Linked DNA regions of Homo sapiens: all the other regions are linked to region 3. Evidence: read pairs that join two places in POLR2A ChIA-PET (ENCODE). Cell type or tissue: GM12878. All regions are shown on one strand.

Region 1 (5,000 bases), 150 kb after region 3:
TCAGGGATTAGGAAACATGTTTGAGTCTAGGGTCTGTTGTTGACTAGCTAAATGACCATGAATGTCACTTACTTGCTAAGTCAGAGGGTTCTAGTTGGTAAAAGAAATAAAACAGAGCTGTCCTGCCACTTTGAGGAATTATTAGGATTAAATGACATGAGGGTGCTCTCAAGTGTGTGTACTAATGGAGGAGAGTCTAGTGGTCCTAAGGAGAGCCTTGCCTTGTGGAATCACCTGTATGTCACCATGGGTTAGTCACTGAGGCCTAGCCTGCCTGGGCTAGAATCCTGGCTCTGTCAGGGACTGGCCATGAACCCCAGGGAAAGTCAGTAACCTCTCTGTGCCTCAGTTTCCTCAGCTTTAAAATGAAGGTAATATTAGCACATTGGTGAAGGTAATAGTAGCACAATATTTGACCTCATAAAAATATTATGAGGGTTAAATGAATTGATATTTGTAGACCTCTTAGAATAGTGCCTGGCATATACTAGGCACTATATATGTTTGCTATGTAAAACAAATAAACATCTTCAAAGAGACTAAAATAACACCTCAGACAACTACGAAGGGAAAAATTAGAGTTGGGGTATTGGGGAGATGTTAAAGTCAGCAAGTAGCTATTAATAAGAGTGGAAATGGGGAAGACTGCACAGTTGCTTAACAGACACCTCCACCCCCTTACTTTCTTAGGATCCTCCAGACAAACATTTCTTGTTCTTTTTTTGTGGCACTAGCTAAACTTCCTCTCCTCTTCTCCACCCACTGCCTCCTAGAGTCAAAAAGTGGGGGTGGAACATCGCTGAGTATTGTAGGTCTGGGAGAGTGACCAGAGGTAGCTTTAGCATGTGGTGCCCAAAAGAGAGTCCATTATAACTGCTCACACTGAGTGAAGGGACATAGAGGGGAAGAGGAAGCACAGGGCTGGGCAGGCAGAAATTTTGTGTCATTCTCCAAAGCGACGGAAAGTCCTTGATCATGAGGTTTTAAGAAAAAGGAACCTACTACCCCCATGCAATAGTACATTGTTTTCCCCTGGGAGTTTTACTTTATATCACCTTTATTGGGATTTAGGTTTACTTGAATCAGTTCCTTCAAAACACACACACACACACACACACACACACACAAAATCTCAAAACAGACATGAGATCATAGCCATCCGTTTTAACATTGCTGCCCTCTATTAGCGTGTACTTGAACACTGAGTATAACAAAGGAAACAAGAGTACCTAGTCAGTTCCACCTATATCAGCCCCCAGCTGATTGCTCATACCTCTTTCCAAGTTTCACATAGATGAGCCCAGTGATCTCCAAACTTACAGGTCCATCCCTTTCCTAAGGTCCAAGACAAGAAAGGTTTGATTTAGGAATACTCCAGTAGCCTGAATGGCTTGGCACCGACCATCAGGCTCCTGTTGCGAAGGTGCTCTGGCTGCCTTGTTGGCCTCCATATTGATCTCCAGGACTGCTTCAAGCACTTGGAGCTGACAAGGTAGGCCTCCGCTGCCTTCCACTGAAGGCCTGAGTTATCACAGGGGGAACAGCTTTCCACCCTCTGTTTGGAAGCTGGGTTTTTGATAAGCAGTTTTACCCATATGTAATATATTTCCATTTCTATAACTGGATTTCTGCTTTTGAGCCCTTTTCTGAATGTCTGTGGTAGTCATCTGCTTAAATCTCATTCTAATACAGAGGCCTTGTCCTTATCTTGAAGACCCCTCAATGCAAGGACTTCAGATCAGTGGCAGGTTGTTTTGTCAGCATACTTCCACAGGTATGCTTCCTGTCTCTGAGCCCCAGGATGATGGTTGGGGTCCAGTTACCCATAGTGAGCCCACTCATTTCTTAGAATTTTAGGTCTCAACTGCTGAAATGCCCATGACCATGTTTAACATCCAACAAGACATCAACATCATGCTGATATTGGACTTTTATTTGTTTAAAGAAACTAATTCAAATCACATTTGAATAATATTAAAGTGAACGGTATTTGAAATATGTCTGGAGATGGTTGTTTGCTTGGGTATTCTGCCTCACTGCCCTGCCTAAACTTCCGTTATTGGCAAGGACCTGCCAACAGCTCCTTCCTCCTCTGTGGGTGGGTATAGAGAAAGGCACAGATTCTATCCGAATAATCCTGTCTTGACAGAAATAAATAAATCATCACTCTTTACTGACATATTCCCAAACATTAATAGTAGGGAGAGTAATTTACTCCACTTCAGCATCAATGTGGGTGGAGGCAGCATGACTCAGAGGTGAAGTCTAAGGACTCTGAAGCTTAAATTCTACTTCTTTCACTTTTTGGTTAAGTGGCCTTTGACTCTCTGTGTATCAATGCTTTCATCTGTATATGTGCACATAAACCGTATCTATCTCATAGTGTATTGTAAGGATTAAACAAAATAATAACTGTAGACTACTTAGAGTAATGCTGAATATGCAGTGATTGCTCCATAAATGGTTACTTATTACTATTATTGATGGGAGATAAGACAGGGAGTTGAAGAAATAGAAATACGAATGGGGCAGAGAAAAGGAAGAATTAAGAGTATGAGACAGTATATGTAGAGGGGGTGGGCAAGGATTAAAACTGGTGGACTCCTTCATCTCCTACCCTCAGAGTGGGAGTGTCTCCCAGGGTATGTGGAGAGACAGTCAGAGTCATGGTGTTTCCAAAGTCATGATCAGAAAGTTGGCATCAGAGCATAAGACTGTGAATTTTGACTCAGAGAAAACTTTTCCAACATGGAACAGTCATAAGTTTGCACACTCAGACTTTCCTTATGTCGGTGATTTCTGAGGGGAAATGGGGATTTCTCCCTGCATCTCTCCACTGCTTCTCAGCCTCTTCAACTGCTCTGAATTCCAGGGAAATGTGTAAAGTGTAGACTCCTAAGCCCAATACTGAATGTAAGGGACTACCTCTACCAGGAACAGCAGCAGGAGGAATTCATGGTATATTTTTGTGCTCAGAAAAGGTTTGCAGAATAATCCTTAAGAGGCAAACAGATAATTCAGTAAAGGTGGACAGTATGTAAAAAGTACTCCTGGCTTCACTTTTATAAAAACAAGCTCCCATTCCCCTTTCATGGATCCTTGATGAAATGAATATCTCACTCCTAGTTTCCTTTTCCAGAACCCAGACAACCAACACCTAAGCTCAAACTCCCACCACCTTTTCTCCTGTTTATGTTCCTTGGACAATTCCCTGACAGAGGAGTCCTGCCCAGGATCTCTGTGTGGTAAAGCCATGGCTCTTCCTAATAATGAATGAAAAGCGAGTGTGAAAAATAGTAGCATTAGCTGATATCTGTTAAACACTTACTATATTCAGGTACCATGGCAAGTGTTGTACATGCATTATCATCATTTTGATTCTCAAAACAATTCTACTGTATTAATACCTCCCCATTTTGAAGCTGAAACAAGAGTCAGAGGAGGAATGTAACTTCGTCTAGGTCACAAAACTTGTAAACAATTCACTACTAGCTGATTTGACAACTTTATTTCAGTTTCAGTAGATGAAAGAAGTGTATCCTAGAGCTACCTTTTATCTTAGCAGGTATTAACCTTTTGAAGAGCATCAAAAATTTGAAAGCAATGAGTGAAGAGGTCAGGTGGAGCAGAAAGAAGAACCAATGGGATTGGGATTAACCTTGGAATTAGAAAAACCAATGTCTATTTCCAGCTCTACCAATTTAGGTAGTGAAATTTCAGGTGAATTTTTAAACCCCTAAATCTTAATTTATTATTTTTCTTGCATAATGGGATTAATAACGTCTATCTTGCTCATCTCAATGGTTTTCATATGGATGACATAAGAATGTAGGCATAAACATTGTAGAATGTTTTGCAAATTAAGTGGTATCAAATGCTACCTTGTCTGGTCTCTCTCTGGAAGATTAGGGACATCCCTAGTACCATTCCTCATCTACTTGCATTTTCTGTCTGCCATTCTAGAGCGACCAGCAGAGGCTCCAAAAATTTGGTCTGACTAGTGGTTACAATCTCCATGAAGTTCAAATTAAAGGAGCCATAGCTTGAAATGGCCAAAGAAACCAGAGAGATCACAGTGCATTGATTCTACCTTTACAGAAAATCCAAACGTACTAGGTTCCCAGGGTTCTAACTCATGCCAGAATTCTGCTAGTGCATTTTCAGAACTGGCAAGAGATACTAGAAGTAGATCTAGAAGTTCCAAACATAGTAAATTTCTGTTAGAGCAATTGTTTGTATTTAAGGAGATAACATGTACAATGACACAGCACTCCCAGATCTATGTTAATGTTACAATTTTCTTTGTACAAATAACAATCAATATTCATGTCGTTCTTTTAGTTTACTGTTATGCCATAAGTAAGAAAAATAGGGTTTTTAATTCAAGTTCTCCAACTCTTTTTTGAGACTATTTGTAAAAAATGGGATAGTAATCTCTTCCTCATTTATTTTAGAGTTTGTTGAGGATAAAAGCAGAGTAATAGCTCTGTGTTTTGAAAATAAAGGGAGTTTATAGAGATGAGGCTCAACAATGATAACGATGAGTCATCCATCACTCTAACCTGATAGAACAATCAACTATAATTAGGAAAGACATTTTTCTCTCTCAAACGCCATCACAATTGAATGCCAAGAAGAAATTGCTTGTAAGTCATTCAAGCTTTTAGAAGATCTTTCTTTTGCCAGGCTTTTTGGGTGGGTTTACCAAGTGCTGATTCCTCTGAGAAGGATTTGCCTCAGACCTTTGGAAACTGAGATCTCCAGATCTCAGAAATATAACTCAGTAATATAAACTTTAAAGCTGAACCTAAACACTTAGGTTTGAATTTTAAGTCTCTCCCCAGCCAGTTGGATCCTGTTGAGTACAGTAGATACTGAGACCCAGGGTGTTCTGCTAAACACAGATCAAAAAGACAGTTCAATGTCTTCCTTAAGGGCAATTTTTAAAACTTTATGGAAAACTAGGAGGCGATCAGCAAGGGTCAGAACTCACAGGTTTG
Region 2 (5,000 bases), 180 kb after region 3:
TGGTCTGTTCAAAGTTTCTATTTCTTTTTTTTTTTTGAGGAGGAGTCTCACTCTTTCGCCCAGGCCAGAGTGCAGTGTCACTATCTCGGCTCACTGCAAGCTCTGCCTCCCTGGTTCACGCCATTCTCCTGCCTCAGCCTTCCGAGTAGCTGGGACTACAGGCACCTGCCACTGTTCCTGGCTAATTTTTTGTATTTTTAGTAGAGATGGGGTTTTACCATGTTAGCCAGGATGGTTTCGATCTCCTGACCTCGTGATCTGCCCACCTCGGCCTCCCAAAGTCCTGGGATTACAGACGTGAGCCACTGCGCCCAGCCCAAAGTTTCTATTTCTTCCTGGTTTAATCTAGGAGGGCTGTATGTTTTCAGCAATTTATCTATCTCCTCTCAGTTTTCTAGTTTGTGCACATAAAGGTGTTCATAATGGCCTTGAATGGTCTTTTGTGTTTCTGTCGTATTGGTTGTAATATCTCCCATTTTGTTTCTAACTGAGCTTATTTGGATCTTCTCTCTTCTTTTCATGGTTAATCTCACTAATGGTCTATCCATTTTCTTTCTCTTGTCAATGGACCAGGTTTTCGTTTCATTTATCTTTGGTATTGTTTTTTGTTTGTTTGAATGTCATTTAGTTCTGCTCTCATCTTGGTTGTTTCTTTTCTTTTGCTGGGTTTGGGTTTGGTTTGTTCAGGCTTCTCTAGTTCCTTGAGATGTGACCTTAGATTGTCTATTTGTACTCCTTCAGATTTTTTGATGTAGGCATTTAATCCTATGAACTTTTCTCTTTGCACTGCTTTTGCTGTATCCCAGAAGTTTTGATAGGTTGTGTCACTATTATCGTTCATTTCAAAGAACTTTTAAATTTCTATCTTGATTCCATTGCTGATGTAAAGATCATTCAGGAGCAGATTATTTAATTTCCATATATTTGCATAGTTTTGAGGGTTCCTTTTGGAGTTGATTTCCAATTTTATTCCACTGTGGTCTGACAGAGTACTTGATATAACTTTGATTTTCTTAAATTTATCGAGACTTGATTTTTGGCCTGTGTTCCATGTTCTGATGAGTAGAATATATATTTCACAGCTGTTGAGTAGAATGTGCTGTAAATATTTGTTGTTGTTGAGTAGAATGTGCTGTAAGTATTTGTTAAGTCCATTTATTCTAGGGTATAGTTTCTTTATTTTCTGTCTTGATGCTTTCTAGTTCTGTCAGTGCAGTATTGAAGCCCCCCACTATTATTGTGTTCCTATTTCATTTCTTACATCTAGCAGTGATTGTCTTATAAATTTGGGAACTCCAGTGTTAGATGCATATATATTTAGGATTGTAATATTTTCCTGCTGGACTAGTCCTTTTATTGTTATGGATTGTCCCTCTTTGTCTTTTAAAACTATTCTTGCTTTAAAGTCTGTTTGGTCTGATATAAGAATAGTTACTCCTGCTCAGTTTTGTGTCCATTTGAATGCAATATATTTTTCCACCCCTTTACCTTAAGTTTATGTTAGTCCTTATGTGTTAGGCAAGTCTCTTAAAGACAGCAGATACTTGGTTGGTGAATTCTTATTCATTCTGACACTCTGGATCTTGTAAGTGGAGCATTTAGGCCATTTACTTTTAATGTCAGTATTGAGATATGAGGTACTATTCTATTCATTGTGCTAGTTGTTGCCTGAATTGCTTGGTTTTTTTTTTCATTGTGTTATTGTTTCATAGGTCCTGTGAGATTTATGTTTTAAGAAGGTTCTATTTTGGTGTATTTTGAGGTTTTGTTTCAAGATTTAGAATTCCTTTTAGCAGTTCTTATAGTGCTGACTTTGTAGTGGCAAATTCTCTTGGTAGTGATACATTCAGCATTTGCTTGTCTGAAAAAGACTTTATCTTCCCTTCATATATGAAGCTTAGTTTTGCCAGATACAAAATTCTTGGCTGATAATTATTCTTTTAAGGAGGCTAAAGTAAGGATAATTACTTAGTTTAAGGATATGAAAGATAGGACCCCAATCCCTTCTAGCTTGTAGGATTTCTGCTGAGGAATCTGCTGTTAATCTTATAGGTTTTCCTTTATAGGATACCTGATGCTTTTGCCTCACAGCTCTTAAGATTCATTCCTTCATCTTGACTTTAGATAACCTGATGGTTTAGATTACCTAAACCTGTGTGTTTAGGTAATTATCTTTTTGCAATGAATTTCCTGGGTGTTCTTTGAGTTCCTCAGGAACACAAATTATTCTTAGGTTTGGTCATTTAACATAATCCCAAATTGGCTGGAGGCTTTGTTCATTAAAAAAAACTTTTTTCTTTGTCTGTGTTAGATTGGATTAATTCAATAGCATTGTCTTTGAGCTCTGAGGTTCTTTCTTCTACTTGTTCCATTCTATTGTTAAAACTTTTCAGTGTATTTTGCATTTCTCTAAGCATGTCTTTTATTTCCAGAAGTTCTTATTGTTTTTTATTTATAATATCTATTTCTTTACAGTGTTTTTGTCCATATCTTGTATTATTTTAAAAATTTCTTTAAGTTGGTTTTCACCTTTCTCTGGTGCCTACTTGAGTAGCTTAATAATCAACCTTCTGAATTCTTTTTCTGGCAATTCAGAGATTTCTTCTTGGTTTGAATCCATTACTGGTGAGCTAGTGTGATCTTTTGGTGGTGTGATAGAACTTTGTTTAATTATATTGCCAGAATTGTTTTTCTGGTTCTTTCTCATTTGGGTCAATTATGTCAGAGGAAAGGTCTAGGACTCAAGGGCTGCTGTTCAGATTCTTTTGTCCCACAGGGTGATCCTTTGATGTGGTGCTCTCCCCTTTCCCCTACAGATGGGGCTTCCCAAGAGCTGAACTGCAGTGATTGTTATTGCTTTTCTGGGTCTAGCCACCTAGTGGACCTACCAGGCTCCAGGCTGGTACTGGGGAGTGTCTGCAAAGAGTCCTGTGTTGTGATCTATTTTCAGGTCTCTCAACCACGGATACGAGCACCTACTCCAGTGAAGGTAGCAGGGCAGTGAAGTGGATTCTGTGAGAGTCCTTGGTTGTAGTTTTGTTTAGTGCACAGGTTTTCTCAAATGCTGGTTATGCTAACAGTGAAGTTGTCACATGGACAGACTCAGGACCTCTGGTTAGCCAGGACGTTACAAGTGGTGGAATTAGCTGTTGTTTTCTCCTTCCTTGGAGCAGGGCTATTTTGTTATGAGTTGCTATAATGGCTTGACTTGATTGGCCTCCAGCCAGAAGGTGGCGATTTCAAGAGAGCATCAGCTGCAGCAGTACGGGGGAATACAAGCTTGCCCTAAGGTCACCTGGATAAGTATTTGGGTTTCTCAGGTGATGGGAGGGCCATAGGGCTCCCACAAGATTATGTCTTTTGTCTTCAGCTACCAGGGCTGGCAGAAAAAGACCATCAGGTGGGGGCAGAGTTGAGCATGTCTGAGCTCAGACTATCCTTGGACAGGGCTTGCTGTGGCAACTGTGCGGTATGGGGGTGTGGTTCTCAGGCCAATGGAGTTATGTTCCCAGGGGGATTATGGCTGCCTCTGCTGCTTTGTACAGGTAGCCAGGGAAGTGGGGGAAAGCCAGTGGTGACAGGCCTCTCCCCACTCCCACACAGCCAGCAAGGCCAGTCTCACTCCTGCCATGCTCCCCAAAGAGCCAAATTTATATCCAAGCCTCTGGTATGCAGGGCTGGGATGTTGCCCTGGGATACTAGCCTCTCTGCTGAGAAGGCAAGCAGGGCTTTCAGGCCTCACCCCTCCCTGCCTGCTGTGGCTTCTGTGCTCATATCTGCACTTTCTATTCATCTCCACAGATCCTGACCAGGACAATTCGTACTCAGTCAAAATTATTACAAAGTTCAGCTGGAAGTTTCCTTCTCCCTGTGGCCCTTCCCCAATCCCACTGGCAGCCCTCCCCAAGGAACCCTGTGAGATAAAGTCAGAAATGACTTCCCTGGACTTCCTGGGGGACCAGGAGTGCCTGTAGGGCTCTTCCCACTGCTTCTTCTACTTTTGTATTTTGCTTGGCTCTCTAAATTCATTTCAGCTCTAGGTAAAGTTAAATTCTTCTCCTGTTATTTGGATTTTCAGGTTTCCCCAGTGAAGATGTGTGTTCAGAGGTAGACTTTCCCCCTCTCACACTTTAGGCACTCACAGTTTTTCAGCTATTTCACAGAGTTTGCAGTGGCAAGCCACTTCTTTCAAAGGGCTGGTGAATTCTTTCAGTTTTCCTGGTATGTTCCTGCAGCGGTTCTTGGAACAAAAGTTCATGATGTGAGTCTCCACACATCTGAGTGAGAGTTGCAAGTTAGTCCTGCCTCCTAGCTGCCATCCCCTGCCCCAGGGTAATTATTAATAGCATCTTCTTTTATTTTCCAATGGTTCTCAGTAGATCACATAGTGATCTACCTGTTATAATACTTCAATTGCCTGTGTTCTTTGTATCTCCTGCTGGATGACAAGCCAAACACTTAGTAGGAACTTAATAACTTTGTTGAATGAGTGAAGCATTGAGTAGAACTAGAAGTCTTCTGTGAAATAAACTTAGTACACTTAACCTTTTAGAGCCTTTCATCAATCCACATTAGCCTCCTTATCTCCTTTCAGCCTGTAAGAGCTGAGAAACCAGACACAGTTTCATCCAGTCTGTGACTAAGTCCACATCCTTTAGATACAAGGAAGTGGTGGGGATGCTAAGGTTGGGTGGATTGTGTTGCTATATCACCCTCTTGTGGCTGGTGTGTGAAACTCATCACGAAATCCTTTCTGTGGTATAAGTAGTTCTATAAATCTCAACCCAGATCTCATTTTGGTTTCAGGTTAGATTTGGTCATCATTATTTTTTAAAAAGTTTCCCGGGTAATTCTAATATTTAGGTAAACTTGGGTGTCACTGGCAGGTTTGGGCCATGCTTAAGTGACCAGGTGGCCACCTTTGACAGATCTACTTCTTGGTATATAGAAGCGTATTTAGTTTTCTCAGAGCTCACCAGGGGGCCAGCATATCTCTAGAT
Region 3 (5,000 bases):
CCAGGATCCACATGGAGGACCTTTCTGATGGCTGCAATGACTAGGCCATTCCTCTGAGTAACTCACAGTGTCCTTTTGTAGGCCCTTCTTTTCCCTGAAAGACTGGTTGGTACTTACCTTGCAGAGCACATCCTGGGATAAGATCCCCAGTGTCTCCCCTGGGAGGCTCCCCCTCTGTGTAGCACCAGCCCTGGGAATGATGGAGCCTAGTGATCGGGGTTTCTCCTGCTGTCCTTTCTGCAAAAGTTCACTTGTTTACCCACCGCATGCTAGAGAGGAGCTCATTGGCCAATGCTTACCTTGTCCCCAAAGGGGTGGGTTGTGGAGCTCACTTAGGCAGGGCCTCTGGCTGGGGCCAGGGTTATGAGATAGGCCTGTATGAAATATGTCCTGTTCTGGGGGTCTGTCTCTTTTCTTCTCTTCAAAAACTTTGTGTCAGAGAGTCCCTTCTGAGTCACATAAATACCTCACTATCCTGGAAAACAGGGCCTGGATGGTGACTGGGGTCATTGCCTTTGTGGACAGGATGGAGTGTGGTGTGGTCTGAGGAGCAGGTTGGGGTGGGGGAGAGGGAAAGGATTTGGGATCTTAGTTGCTGCCCTAGGTTAGGGGCTGGGGAGTGTTTATTTTAAGATCCTGCCATGTTTTTAATCACTGTGATTTTTTTTTCATTCCCCTTTCCTAAAAAAAATTTTTTGCCTCCAACTCTCTAAGCACTAAGGGCTGTGCCTGAGAATGGTAGCATTTTGGTCTTTTGCTTCAGAACTGTGGTATCTTTGTCTTTTTTCATTATTATTATTATTATTATTATTATTATTACTATTGTTTTTTAAAATGTCAGGATGAATTGTCAGACATATGGCCATGTGTTTGTCCTCTGCTTCTCCCCTGTGGGAAGTTGTCTCCATGCTGTGAACTGCTGTGGGGTGTGCAGCTGACTCAGTCCCTCTGAGCAGTTTCCCCACTGTGTCTGTCCCATCATGCGCTGGATCTGCTCATTCTCCTGCTGTGGGGGTATGCCCACCTCTTACCCCCTTGACACCATAGGGCTGCTGTGGCTGGGCCTCACCAGCACTGTCTTTTGTGTGACTCATGGCATCCTCGTTCATCCCCACCGTGCCTAGCAGGCCTTCCTTTTCACCACCTCGGAACGCTTGCCTTTCCTCCCTCCACAACAGGACGCTGTGCCTCAGTCCTTCACCTACCTCGCCACTCTGCCACTGTCCCCATTGGTCCTTTCTCCTAAACTGGTCTTTGTGCTCTCTTTGTTTTTTCTTATTTCCCTCTTGTCTCTCATTTTTTCTTCCCATTCCCCTCCCATTTCAGCCCTTAACTTTTCTCTTTCCCATCTCCACTCAGTATTCCAATGGCAAACCCTGATGATGTAACACCTGCGATGAGACATCGGACTCTCCGGAACTTTCTCATCTGACACGTCTTTTTCCCAGGGTTCGTACTTCTCCTCCATTGGTCCCAGGCTAACTCCCCTGTTCCTCTGTGGTGTCTGTCAGTCCGTCTGTCTTCTCTTTCCTCTGCCCTTCCCACAGGGCAGTATCTGCTGATGGATTCAGTCCTGGTGTGTGATTGTTGTGATTTGTTCTTCCGTGCGCAAAAGGAAGAGGGCTTTTTGAGTCCCTTCCAAGTGAGATTGTAAATGTAGAATTTTCCACTGTTGGATCTAGATTTTTTTTCCTTTTTTTTGGGGGGGTGGGGTTACAGAGCTGAGACCTTGTGCATGCATGTAGAAAATTGTAAAATGTAAATTTTTTTTAATATATAAAAAGCTTGTTTCTACAGTTTGCAGTGGATCTAAACATTACGGCAATTTTAGGATTTTTTTCTTAAACATAGGAACTAAAACTGTACAAATTTTTTTTATATAAAATAAAGACATTTGACTTTTGTGGGGGCATTCTGTTGCTTTTCTTTCTTTACAGGAATGGGAGCAAATGAGGGCCAGGGAATAATGAATATATTCCTTGTTAGGGAGGGAATGGGCAGGAGGGGGCAGTGTGAGCTCATCATTGCTCTGCAGGCCTTCAGGGTGTGTTGGAGAGAAATGGGAAAATGAAAAAGGAAATTGCTTATTCTGAATCCTGATTCTAAAGAGAGAGAAACAACAATGTGAGGGCTTAACCACTTCCTGGTGTAGTTGTCAGGATAGAGAAAGAAAGATTACTTCCTGGGTCCACCCTCCTGAGCAAGCTTGTGTCTGTATGGCCTCTAGGGCAGGAGTGGGTTTCTAAAACGTATTTCTAAAACATAAAGTGCCATAGGAATTTCAGGGGATAGTTGAGATTTCAGTCAGTGGTGACAGCCCATCACAATTCATTGAGACAAGTTTCTGTAGTATATATATTAGTTCTAAATATGTAGAGAGTTCAGTGCTCTGTTGTCACTGTAATGCATGTAATCAGGTACTAAAATCACCCTCAAGAGATTGGGTCCCTTCTCCCAGTCTTACCTGGGCCTGACCTCTGTGACTTTGGGCAAGATGCTTAGCATGTAAACAGCCTGCTAAGGTTAAAAACAAGCATTTCTGTATGGAGGTGGCCTATTCACTAGATTTCCTCCTCCTCTCCCCTGCCTCATACTCTGCCAGGCTCTGGGGATGCAAAGGCAAGAGAGGCTCCATCCTGGAGGATGACCCAGTTTACAGGGGTGACAGGCTGGGTGACCCTAGTGCAAGGCTTCATGGCGTGTTCTCAGGCAGAGTGTAGACAAACCCTGGCTGGATTCCAAGGAGCTCGGGGAGTTTCCTTCAAGAAATCTAGGAAGTTTGTTTAAGACTCAAGATGGGGGAACACACTCACCTTGAGATTACATTTTGTTCATCTAAGTATTCCTAGAATTGAAACCAGTTCCTCGCATATAGTTGGTCCTCAATAAAAAATTGTTGCATGAATAATGAACTGAACAACTAACAATACAATAGGGGCTCATGAAAGGGATCATATACTTGCTTCTCCCTTTAAAATTGCACTCCAGTCTTTCTCATGTGAAAACAAACAAAAATACTTCCCTTGAAATTGCATCCCCATTCTCACGGCTCTGTTCTTTCTGTAACTAGGTTTGTAGAATAGTTTCACTTGCTGTTTCCAGTTCATTTCAGAGTCAACTTGTGACTTACATTGTGACCAAATTTCTACCTTAGCATGCCTCTGAAATTATTCTTGTTCTCAACAGCCAAGTATAGTAAACACCTTTTAAGTTTATTCTTTATTTAGTGCCTATGATGTTCCCAGCCTGATACTAAAGTACTTTCTCTGGTAAAGATACTGGATATGGTCCTGCCCTCACTGAGCTAACCTTGGTGGACCCTTGAGAAGGCTAGTTAACCTCAGGGACCTCCTCTTGTAATGCTGGCCCCAGGAATTCATAGATTTAAAGCCAGACCTCAATATTTGATTGATAAGATCATATTTTCTCTAGAGGTTTGCTGCAAGCAAAAGTGATAATCCTGACCATTTGTCAGGCAGCAAAGGGTATTTGTAACTTTTGTTTGAAAGGATGTGTTTTCCACAGAAGTTCTTCACATAGCACTGAAGTTAGGGACCCAGCTTGGTGGATTGTCAGGGTCATGCCTGGGACTTCATGACATTATATGTGATTATATGTGATTACATATGCTGCCCATGTGTGATTTTTGTTTTTTAGCCTTTGCCTTTGAAATACAGCCGAGAGGGGGAACTGGGGGCTGGGGCTCTGGCTGAGGAGACATAAAGATCTTTAGACCAAGGTCTCAGTGATTTGTTATTAGTTTTTTATTTTTTAATTTTAATTTTTTTGTTACTATTTTTTTTTGTTTGTTTGGGATAGTTTAATGGCTTCTACAGACTGAAAGTCAGCTTGCTTAAGGTAACCCTTGGCTTTTTTGTTACTTTAAGCATATGATAGTAATGCTCTTCCAATTGCCAGGAAGGCTGGGGTAGGGGAAAGTCAGCCTTTGGAAAAGCACTGCAGCATTAGTGTACACATGGTCATGGAAGATGCTAGAGAGATAATAAAGGACCACCTACATAGTAAATCTTGGAGAATAGTCATCCCTGTCTAGCTCCCCAGTTTCTTTTCAGGCTGAGAATGGGGTCCATTTCTCTTGGTACAAACGGCAGGGCAGACATGACATCCTACCTGCTCATAACAGTGAATGCCACATTTGAGTATGTAGAATAGTGGGAGAAGGTACTGGTTTAGAGTTGGGAAACCTGGCCAAGGCATTGGCTTCTCTCATTTCATCTCAGCAAGTTTTGGGGGCACACTTACTGTGTGGTAGGCATTGTGATACAAAGATAAATAAAACATTGGCCCCCTCCCCTTGGAGCTCATGGGACTTTTGCTAGATAAGTTGGGAAATTTTATTTTGTCATATGTTGTAGGCAACCCGAGGAAGCACACTATTTTCCTGGAGGTGGTAAATACCATCTGTAAAAGGCAGACTGAAGCCAACAGTGTGTGAGGGTATTGAGCCTGATATGTAAACTATTTTGATGTCACTTGTCAAAAATAGCCATCTGTACTCTGATATCCTGTAAGGGGAATGACTTTGGTTATAAGGTTATAAAAATTAGGAGTATGGCTGGGCGCAGTGGCTCACGCTTATAATCTCAGCACTTTGGGAGGCCGAGGCGGGTGGATCACCTGAGGTCAGGAGTTCGCGACTAGCCTGGCCAAGATGGTAAAACCACGTCTCTACTAATAATACAAAAATTAGCTGGGCGTGGTGGCACATGCCTGTAATCTCAGCTACTTGGGAGGCTGAGGCAGGAGAATCACTTGAACCCGGGAGGCAGAGGTTGTGGTGAGCCGAGATTGGGCCACTGCACTCCAGCCTGGGTGATAAGAGTGAAACTCTGTCTCAAAAAAAAAGAAAAGAAAGAAAAGAAAAAAGAAAAAAAAAATTAGGAGTATGAGATCTTCGGTTGTGTATTGTCCCTTCTTGCTTTTGGGCACAATTAGGTCATGCTGCTGCTTCACTTAGGGTAAGTATGTGGTTAAAAGTA

Evidence for each region. Peaks named below come from ENCODE experiments on the same cell type or tissue, not always from the same donor. Only the 100,000 strongest peaks of a DNase experiment are listed, where the experiment ranks them.
Region 1: POLR2A ChIA-PET joins it to region 3 with 20 read pairs; 5 of 35 experiments call an interaction of 5 or more read pairs at or near these places.
Region 2: POLR2A ChIA-PET joins it to region 3 with 28 read pairs; 10 of 35 experiments call an interaction of 5 or more read pairs at or near these places.

What each region holds. Positions count from the first base shown.
Region 1 is chr1:160,574,399-160,579,398 of GRCh38, forward strand. It overlaps CD84 (CD84 molecule), which reads right to left. Exons shown (of 7, transcript NM_003874.4): 1 at 4,994-5,000. Among named protein-coding and RNA genes, the nearest start is that of CD84, 2.6 kb to the right of the region's middle. RefSeq lists an enhancer at 1,468-1,517. In GM12878, no CTCF peak of the experiment used is centred here; no DNase peak of the experiment used is centred here; H3K4me3 peaks cover 2,952 bases; H3K27ac peaks cover 4,439 bases.
Region 2 is chr1:160,602,583-160,607,582 of GRCh38, forward strand. No RefSeq gene overlaps it. Among named protein-coding and RNA genes, the nearest start is that of CD84, 26 kb to the left of the region's middle. In GM12878, CTCF peaks have their summits at 2,911 (motif pointing left) and 4,707 (motif pointing left); a DNase peak (open chromatin) is centred at 4,679; H3K27ac peaks cover 2,260 bases.
Region 3 is chr1:160,426,767-160,431,766 of GRCh38, forward strand. VANGL2 (VANGL planar cell polarity protein 2) reads left to right here. Exons shown (of 8, transcript NM_020335.3): 8 at 1-1,904. Among named protein-coding and RNA genes, the nearest start is that of VANGL2, 29 kb to the left of the region's middle. RefSeq lists an enhancer at 3,102-3,331. In GM12878, a CTCF peak has its summit at 2,014 (motif pointing right); DNase peaks (open chromatin) are centred at 2,115, 2,605, 3,115, 4,413 and 1 weaker place; H3K27ac peaks cover 3,755 bases.